Linked DNA regions of Homo sapiens: region 2 is linked to region 1. Evidence: read pairs that join two places in POLR2A ChIA-PET (ENCODE). Cell type or tissue: IMR-90. All regions are shown on one strand.

Evidence for each region. Peaks named below come from ENCODE experiments on the same cell type or tissue, not always from the same donor. Only the 100,000 strongest peaks of a DNase experiment are listed, where the experiment ranks them.
Region 2: POLR2A ChIA-PET joins it to region 1 with 7 read pairs; 11 of 35 experiments call an interaction of 5 or more read pairs at or near these places.

Annotation. Positions count from the first base shown.
Region 1 is chr11:36,461,065-36,466,064 of GRCh38, reverse strand. PRR5L (proline rich 5 like) reads right to left here. Exons shown (of 9, transcript NM_001160167.2): 9 at 861-3,723. The coding sequence ends at 3,329. Among named protein-coding and RNA genes, the nearest start is that of TRAF6, 47 kb to the left of the region's middle. In IMR-90, no CTCF peak of the experiment used is centred here; DNase peaks (open chromatin) are centred at 524 and 2,094; H3K27ac peaks cover 414 bases.
Region 2 is chr11:36,394,771-36,399,770 of GRCh38, reverse strand. The region is part of intron 1 of PRR5L (proline rich 5 like); the gene reads right to left. Among named protein-coding and RNA genes, the nearest start is that of PRR5L, 100 kb to the right of the region's middle. In IMR-90, no CTCF peak of the experiment used is centred here; no DNase peak of the experiment used is centred here.

The DNA of each region.
Region 1 (5,000 bases):
TTCATCCAGTGTTGTTTGGTAGTTGTGATGCTTGTGTTGACCTGATTTCCAGCCTTCCCCCCTATAGTGTAAGCTCCATGAGAGCAGGCACCTTGGTTATTTGTCCATCACTGTATCCCTAGTACGAAGAAAAGCGCCTACACACAATGGAAACTCCACAAGTGTTTGATGGGTAGATGGGTGGATGAATGAATATGATGGTGCACTGCTATGTCATGGGCACACTAATGACATGAAACCTGTTGAGGCAGAATGCTCAGTGGTTATTTACCATAGTTATGACCTGCAAAGGCTCAACCAAAACATACACACTCTCCTTTTACACCCTACAGGATGACTAATCAGTCACACCTCTTCAAAGGCTCTTATTAAGTCTTTAGCGGTCTCAGACTGTTGCTGCTATAAGCCTCCTAGAAGTATTTATGCAGAGTAAAACATAAATTTCCTCTGCCAAACAGAATCAGAGGGGAATATATGAGATCATCCATGAGTACATATGGTAACTGTTCCCTCTAGGTCAAATACTCTGGGAAGAAAGGCCAAGCTGGTTTTAGAAAAAGTATTGGCTTCTCAGACTTTTTTCAGTATTTTCTAGCTCCACAATATGTTTCTCCAGGAAATGAGTTGCCAATCCAGTCCAGGATTGCAAACAAAACCCAGGGAAGACTGGCTGAGCTAAGGCTGCTGTCTGACTGTGGAGTAGAGGCAACAAGAAAAGAGGAGGCAGAAGTTGGGGCAGGGAGTTTGAGGGAAAGATGCATCAAGATCTAATTTGAGGAAAAAAAAAAAAGATCTGATTTGACTGCTATACTTGCAAATTCGATCAAGACACCCCTGGGGCACCCAGCATGAGAATAGGGTAACATGGACAAAATGTTGTTTATTGAATCCATTTTGGAAACAGACAACATGAAAGGTTTCTGTGAGCTCACTTGAAGAGTCATGATTGCTTCCTGTCATCAAATGTCAACCATAAGAAAATCCTAGCATAAATAATGAAAATGAATCTAGGAGAGAAAAAGTGGTTAAGGACACCTCAGCTCTCACTCCAATAGCTCTCTGATAGCTAACATGACCATAAACATCAATAAAATTTTTTATAGGTACAGTCTATTTACTGCACAAATATCAAATGTGTACATCGATGGTAAAAAGTTGTAAACTGGCTAACAGTCATCAGCACTTAAGTACACTGGGTCTATACTGACACTTCCATTCTCATTTTAAGAGCTTATATATTTAATTGATGACTGCTCTCCTCATCAGGGACATTTAAGATATGGAAAAGGCATTTATATACACACGCACGCATGCACATATGCTTAACCTTACAAACTGAAAAAGTAAGCCCAAGCATGATTAATTAATTACTTTGCCTGGATCAATAAATACTAGTCTCAAATGTTAAGTGTACTAATAAGGACAGAAGCTATCAGTTACATAAATTATCATGTTGCTACCTACTGATGCTCCATTTGCTAATGCATGTTAGTCAGTCTGTAGACTTTATCCAACACATACATAGAGATTATTTTTTTGTTTGTTTGAAACTCTCAGCAGATCAGCAGATCTCTTTTGGACATTTCTCTCCCATCACTCTTAGGATGAAAATGAAATAACTCTTAAAATAAAATTTCTAAATTCCCAGCCATCAAGAGCACAATTCTAATCAATCATATTTCAAATCTTCACTCAGAAGGGAAATGCCATCAAGAGTTACATAATGAGAAGGTCTCATCACCGTGGCAGCTTAGACTGATCTTCACCTTCTCCCAGCACCCTCTTGCCATATTGGAAGCCAAGGTGGCTCATCTCTTTGAGATTTCATAAATACCAACAGGAAGGGTCAGAGGGGGAGCCTTGTCTTTTTTTCTGGAGCTGTTATCAGTGAGACCGACAACTACAAAGAGGAGGATAGGGATTCAAGGTGGATAAAAGCCCCCAGACCTGGAGGGAGCAGTAGAAGGATGCAGCACCGTGCCAAGGCCTGCTGCCCCCAAGTGCTTCACATGCTAGAAATTCTCAGCATTTCTTTAACCACAGAGAATAAACATCCTTCCAAAAGGTCCTGCCCACATCTCCCCTCTCTCCCAGCACTGTAAAGCATGGAAACATTCCATTTTCCATGCTTCCTGGAGAATCCTCTGCCTATGAGGCAAACTGGGTCTCCCCACCCCAATGCAGCTTTTCCTAGAAACCATGAAATTTACGAATTTACACAAGCCATTGTGGGTTCAAGTCCAGCTGCTTCTAGAGCTCTGTGACCTAACAGCCCTGCCCACCATGGATCTCTTTATCCTGAACCACTTCCAGTCTCTTTTCCCAGGAGCTCTGCTTGTGTTTTTAGTGTGAAGACTCACCCCACTGAAAATGAACAGTGCAAGATCCTATGTGCAAAATTTGCAAACATTTTTTTTTTTAAACGATACACATTTTAAAAATTCAAGTCAAATCCAGATAGATAGATACAGGCCAGTTGGTTGGTATCAGCTGGCCCCTCATACCCACCATAGGAAAGCATGATGAGAAAGTCCGTTTCTGAAATGAGAGAGACAAGAGGCACCAGCTTCTTATCTGGGGGTGAGTTCCTTGAGCTTGAGAGGAAGCCTGAGAGGGAAATGCTAAGGCTCAATGAAAGACAGGGCAGCTCCAGCCTCGCGGCCCTCCTGGGTCAAAAGCCAAAGGCCTCTGTGCAAGCAGCACATAGGATCTGGATGTAGGTTGAGGATAGATCCTCACCCACCAGTGGGGTAACTTTCCCAGCAATTCTGAAACTAAAATAAGGAAGGCACATTCCCAGAGCCCTGCTGAGTAGGGGCTTCAGGCTATTTTCACTCTACACAAAATGGGGGAGAGGAGTTCCCTCTCCACTAATTTTTCACCCATAAACCTCCACATCACTAGGAACCTAAAGGGGAACTCCAAAGGCCAACACATCCTTGGTGGTTATATGTGTTGTCCTGACAACCTCCTGCTCCAGAAATGCCAGGAGCATTGGATATGTCATTGGGAGCATCAGGCAGTCCAACATCGGAGGGAGAAAGGCCCAGAGATGAGGATCTGAGTCAGGCTGGCAAGGCTGGAGTCAGAAAGTGACCATTAGGCAACTGGTCACTACAATTGGTGGCTACAAAGAAGTGGTCACAGTCACCAAAATAAAGAGGTTTACAACAACGGTTTCCCCTTAGGTCATTTTGACCAGGACAGTACCCTAAAGGAAATAAGGCAGCATCGCATAAAGCAAGAGCCCCCCTCAGTAATCCACGGAGATGGAGGGGTCCTCATCCTGGTTGCAAAACAGGAGATGGAAAGGCCCAGGGGTGGCGACTCAGCTGAGGGAAGCACAGTTCAGCTCCGAGCCCTCCTGGCTGCCCCTGGCCCCCTCCTCCAGTCCGTCAGGGTTGTCAGTGATGTTGGGCTCACTGGAGCACTGCCGGTGGGGCGGGGGGAAGCTGGGTGGCAGGAGCAGGCACTTGTTCTCACTGCTGGCCTCCTCCCCCAGGCCCGAGTGCATCATGGTGGCCATGGCCAGCAGCTGGATGTCCGAGTGGGCATTGGCCACCGTGTGCCGCCGCACGCTGCCACACTTCTCCAGGTAGGCTTCCCCCTCCTGCTCTGTCAGTGGGGTCAAGACCATCTCATTCAGTGGCCGGCTGACTGCGGTTATCGGGGAGGCATAGTTCAGGACAGTCACCTTGGGCCGGACCCTGGAGTGCCGCCTGGCTGCAAGAGAAAAATCAGCAAAGACTGTTATTGGGGAGGGGGTATTGGTGCTTAAAAGCTCCTAATCCAACTGGGGGAAAAGAACAAGGTGCTCAACCTTTAGGAGCAGCTCTTAGGTGCAGCCCTGCCACAATGCAAGGGAGGAATCTGGTGATACCTAAATGTTTCTCTTGCAACTTTACCTGTTTATGCCAGATCCTGCCTGTAACCAACCCTACCCCACATATTAGGTGGTCACCAACAGACTTTCCTTGACAGATAAGAGTCAAGGGAATCTGGTGTGTTTTTCAGCTGCTGCCTGAGCTTCATTGGGTTTGCCCTAAAATTCCCTTTCAATCAATGTCCTCTGAGGACCTGAGCATTCCAAAAGAAGCACCCTGGCTTCCTGCAGGAGTGGCCTCTCCCATGCCAACAGGTGATATAAAAGAGTCTTCCTAAGCTGAAATCCAGAGGAAGAGATAACTGGGGAGTTACCTCAGTTGTCAAACCCAAGGTAGCAGGACTATCTTGCAAATCATACAGAACCACGACTATCAATGGCCCTCATCTCCTGCCAGGTGAAGGGTCTCAGACCTATGTTCTGTTCAAGTCAATTCTCCTGGACTCAAACAGCCTTTAGCATCATCAAAGAACAGGCTAGGTTCCATGGATCACCCCAAGGAGGCAGACACAGGAAGGCTGGATACTAATTATAAAACTGCTGCTTTTTGTTTTTTTTTTGAGACAGTTTTGCTCTTGTTACCCAGGCTGGAGTGCAGTGGTGTGATCTCAGCTCACTGCAACCTCCGCTTCCCAGGTTCAAGTGATTCTCCCACCTCAGCCTCCTGAGTTGCTGGGACTACAGGCGCCCACCACCATGCCCAGCTAATTTTTGTATTTTTACTAGAGACGGGGTTTCACCATGTTGGCCAGGGTGGTCCTGAACTCCTGACCTCAGGTGATCCACCCGCCTCAGCCTCCCAAAGTGCTGGGATTAAAGGTGTGAGCCACCACGTCCGGCCTAAACTGCTGCTTTTGAATTCTCATCATGTTCCAAAAACTGTGCTAAACCTAGACATTTTATCTTTTGAATCCCCCCCAAAACTGAACCTAAGTCATGGTATTGTATCAGTTTCCACTTTCCAGATGAGAAAACTGAGTCTCAGAGAGGGAATAGCTTACCCAAGGTCATATAGATAGAAGGTAGTTTAAGCTGGGACTCAAACAAGGTCTGTCTCTCTCCAGACCCTTGCTCTTCTAGCTGCCCATCCAAGGCCCACAGATAACTAGGGTAGGTG
Region 2 (5,000 bases), 66 kb after region 1:
AATGAATGACTTAAAAGGCGAGAATTAGAGTTCAGCAGAGTGAAGGACAAAAGGAAACACCACGAATCTCATAGTCACTTTTTACTTGACGGTTTAGTAGGTTTAGCCCAGAAGTGTTTTCACTGCCATCTCTCTCACCAGCTAACTCTGCTATGTCCCAAAAACTAATGATGCAAGAAAAAGATATTCTAGCCTTAAGTCAACCTTCAGGTTGCCAGGGGAGAAGATTTTTGCAGCTCCAGCTGGTTAGCACTTGAAGAAGGAGGAACCGAAGTCTCACCTCCAAATCAAACATGCTGTTGTGGTCAGAAGAGTGAGTTAAGCCACTCAGATGGGCATGGAGGCAAGCCATCGAGAGGGCACGGGAGGTGTTAGCAGCTATCTGCAGGCAACAGGCATAGCAACAAGGAACTTGTAATACGAAGAGGCAGAAAAGAAATGGCTTGTCCTGTCTCTTAACTTTTTTCTTTTAAGGAAAGCAGACTTATGTCCTGTTTTCCTGTACAGTCTTTGCCCCTTCACCCCCTGCTCAGAATGAGTTCAACAGTTTTGTTAAACTTTATTAACAAAAGAAGCATAACAGGCTGTCAAGTTTCAGAAGGCCTCAGCAGCTTCATAAATGCCACTGCAACGTGGAAAGATCTACACAAACCAAAAAATGAGGTGATGAAGAAATAAAGCCACAGAAGGTCCTTCCATATCCTTAAATTGGCTAGCTTTGGGATTTAACTCACCCAGTAAAGGTCACACTACTAAGACAGGATCCATTTCGCTGCCATTCTTCAAATGGACCTGCTAAATGCAATTCACCTGTGTAATTACAGGATATTAACTCCCTTTATGAGGATCTTAAACGAGTTAATGGAGCTGCCTCTCATTCCATGGCACTGGTACAGGGAAGTAGAAAAGTGAGCAGAATGGATCGTTCCAGGTGTTTACCCACCATCTTCCTGCCGAAACATCCACTTCTCCAGGAAACTGTAAGACACTGAGGACCGCAGGCTGGCTCCTGTCCCCGTCCACTTCTCAGTTAGTGTTCCCAGGCTGCCTAGTCCAGCAAAGCGCCTGGGCAGCCACAACCACGCACTCAGCCTCTCTTAAATAAGGGTCATTTTCAGCCTACGACTATGGCTCCCGCGGACTCAGATAAACTGCACAGTCACACACAACGAGTTGCCACTGACTCATTTTTCTCCTCCCGAATCCGCCACTCTCAATCCTGACAGCTGAAGAGAATGTGAAGCTGTCTTTGTCTCCACTGTTCCTACTGCCGGGCAGAGCCAAGAGACCTCCCCAGAGCAGCACAGGGAGGAAGGAGGAGGCCGTTGGGAGCATTGACAAGAGTGGCCTAAAGGGAAACGCTGATACACCCTGGGTTCACCTGCTACAGCGCTGGCCCGGCAGGCGCGGGCCTGTCCTGACCTATATCTGACAAGTCAGAAAATGACAGAACAGATGGGGCCTCGGAGTGGGGCCAGTCCAGGTCCCATTGACAGATGACAAAGGTATAGCAAAGAAGCAAAGAAACACATCCAAGGTGCTCGAGGCAGGAAGAGAGCCAGGACTGTGAGAGCTATTCCCCGACACCTGTTTGAGCATGTTCCCCAGCTCCCACCTAGGCCATTCTGCAAATTCCTTGAAGACAGGCATCGGGCTTTATTCACCTCTATATCCTCAAGACTAAGCTCACTGCTTAGCCTGGAATCCCAGCACTTTGGGAGGCCGAGGTGGGTGGATCACCTGAGGTCAGGAGTTCGAGACCAGCCTGACCAACATGGAGAAACCCCATCTCTACTAAAAATACAAAATGAGCCGGGCATGGGGGCGCATGCCTTTAATCCCGGCGACTCGGGGGGCTGAGGCAGGAGAATCGCTTGAACCTGAGAGGCAGAGGTTGCGGTGATCCGAGATCGTGCCATTGCACTATAGCCTGGGCAACAAGAGCGAAACTCGTCTCAAAAAAAAACAAAAAAAGAAAGAAAAGAAAGAAAAAGATGAAGGAAAAGAATTAAGAAGGCATTGGCTAGGCCAGGCACAGTCACTCACGTCTGTAATCCCGGCCAAGGCAGGCGGATCACCTGAGGTCAGGAGTTCGAGATCAGCCTGGTCAATATGGCAAAACCCTGTCTCTATTAAAAGTACAAAAATTAGCCGGGCATGGTGGTGCGTGCCTGTAGTCTCAGCTGCTCAGGAGGCTGAGGCAGGAGAATCGCTTGAATCCGAGAGGTGGAGGTTGCAGTGAGCCAAGATGGCACCACTGCACTCCAGCCTGGGCAACAAAGCAAGGCTTCTCTCTCAAAAAAAAAAAAAAAAAAAAAAAAAAAAAAGGCATCGGCTGCCTGGCTGACATGAAGCCAAGCATTGTCACAATACATAAACTTACTCAACCCTCACAAAATACCAGTTGAGCTGGGCACAGTGGCTCATGCCTGTAGTCCCAGCACTTTGGGAGGCCAAGATGGGTAGATCTCGAGGGCAGGAGTTCGAAATCAGACTGACCAACACGGTGAAACCCTGTCTCGACTAAAAATACAAAAATTAGCTGGGCGTGTTGGCGTGCCTGTAATCCTAGCTACTCAGGAGGCTGAGACAGGAGAATCGCTTGAACCCAGGAGGCAGGGGTTGCAGTGAGCCAAGATCGTGCCACTGCACTCCAGCCTGGGCAACAGAGCAAGACTCCATCTCAAAAAAAAAAAAAAAAAAGAAAAGAAAACTTGAACATCAGAGAAGTTAGGTAACCTACCCAAAGTCACACAGCTAGTGTGTGGCAGATCATTGACTGGTGCCTCATTCTCCAGCCCATTCCCACTTTTCCATGCTACCAAACTCAGCCAGAAAACTAGAATTGAAGCCACTAAGTTAGGAACTAAATTTCCTATCAAAAGTTCAATCTCATGCCCCTGAGATAAATAAGCTGGCATAAGGAACTCTATGACCATATTTGATGGGGCAAGAGGAGTGGTGAGAAAGGATGAAAGGAGAAAGAACAGCTGCCTTAGACACCCACTCCCTATGAGCTGTGTGACCTTGATCAAGTTACTTGACCTCTCTGAGTCTCAAATTCCTCCCACATGAAATGACCCTGAGTGACTACCTGAGGGTTGGAGGAGGATTAAATGGATAAATATTTGTCAAGCACTTAGAACTGTACCTGGCAAATAAGTGCTACATAAGAGCTCGTTCAATAAATAAAATCATGTTGTCGTAGTTATTTCTAAATTGCCAAGCCATGATAGCAGTGGGAATACAACAGCAGCTCCCTCTGCTTCTGGTGACGCAGTAGCGTCTGGAAATACTCCACTGAGGAGCAGACAAGTCCTCTGAGCCGCCATCCCCATCACAGTGCACCCAGGCTTGCCTCCTTAGCCCTTTAATAACTCATGACCTTATTTACTGACCCTACATCTCTGTGTAGCAAGTTCCTCAGTTTGAAAGTGTTTTTCTACACATGGTGTGCTTCTAAGTCTTACCTCAGTCCTGTAAGGCAGATGGAGCAGACAGTCTGTCACAAATTAGGAAACTGAGGCCTGAGCAGGCGCCTGACTTGGCCAAGCTTGGAAAGCTGTCAGGTCAGGGCTTCAGCCCCGGCCGGAAGTGTCCCAGACTCACGCCTGGCTCACTGTTGAGCCTGCCAGGAGATTCCTTTTTTCTTTTTTCCTATATATTTCAAAATATTTTCATTATGAAACATACTTTAAAAGTTTATACACACGCAAACATACATTTTAAATAATAATAATAGGCCAGGCATAGTGGCCCACGCCTATAATCCCAGCACTTTGGGAGGCTGAGGCGGGCGGACTGCTTGAGCCCAGGAGGTTGAGACCAGCCTGGGAAATGTAGTGAGACCCTGTCTCTACAAAAAATAAAAATAAAAATAAATTATTCAGGCATGGTAGTGTTTGCCCATATTCTTAGCTACTGAGGAGGCTAAGGCAGGATGATCGCTTGGGCCCAGGAGTTCAAGGTTACAGTGAGCTGTGATCATGTCACTGCACTCCACCCTAGGCAACGAAGCAAAACCCTGTTTCTATTAAAAAAAATAACTAATAAATAAATAATGATGAACTAGTACCTACTTAAGAAATAGAATGTTACCTTGGAAACTCTATGTGCCCCTATTTTTCTGATAATAGCATACTTGGTCATTTATTATAACAAACATAAGCATTCACATAACTCTATAACAAACATAGTGAAAGGCCTCTTTCTAGCCACTTAGCATAGAGCAGCTCTATCCTGTAGAACTTCAAGATGACAGAAATGTTCCGTATTTGTGCTGTCCAATATGGTAGCCACTAGCCATATATGGCTATTGAGAACTTGAAATGTGGCTAGTGCAACTGAGGAACTGAATTTTAATTTTATTTAATTGTTAATAGCTGCACACATGTGTACACACACATTCTTATTAATATCCTAAGAATGAGTAATGTTTTTCTTTCCTTCTAATAACACGTCATGGCCATCTTCCCATATCACTACATATTGATCTACTTTATTATGTTTAATGGTAGCTTGACTATTCCATTTAGGAGATATTACATTTTATTTAACCAGTCCCCTATGGGTAGATATTTAGGGAGTTTCCCCTTTTGTGGTTACTGTAAAGAATGAGCGAATCTGTGGGTCTTCGGGATGACATGACCATGTTTGTAAGGTGCCTTCTCAGCAATGGAACTTCTGAATCAAAGGGTCCAGAAATTCTTAGTTATGACTCCAATACCCACCCCCACCAGAGCCTAGAAATAGCATTGCAGAAAAGATGTTGAGAAGTATAATGCTTATAGCTCTGAAGGATGTACAGCCACAAATGTGTATCACTCAGAGCTCTGGGGGCAGATAAACCCTAAAATCAGTGGTCACTTTGCCATTCACTCACTGTGGTAGGCAGAAAAACATCTCCCCACCCCCCACAAAGATGCATACACTTGTCACCAAAACCTGTGAATATTATCTTATATGGCAAAAGATGCAATTCAGATAAGAATTTTGAGAAG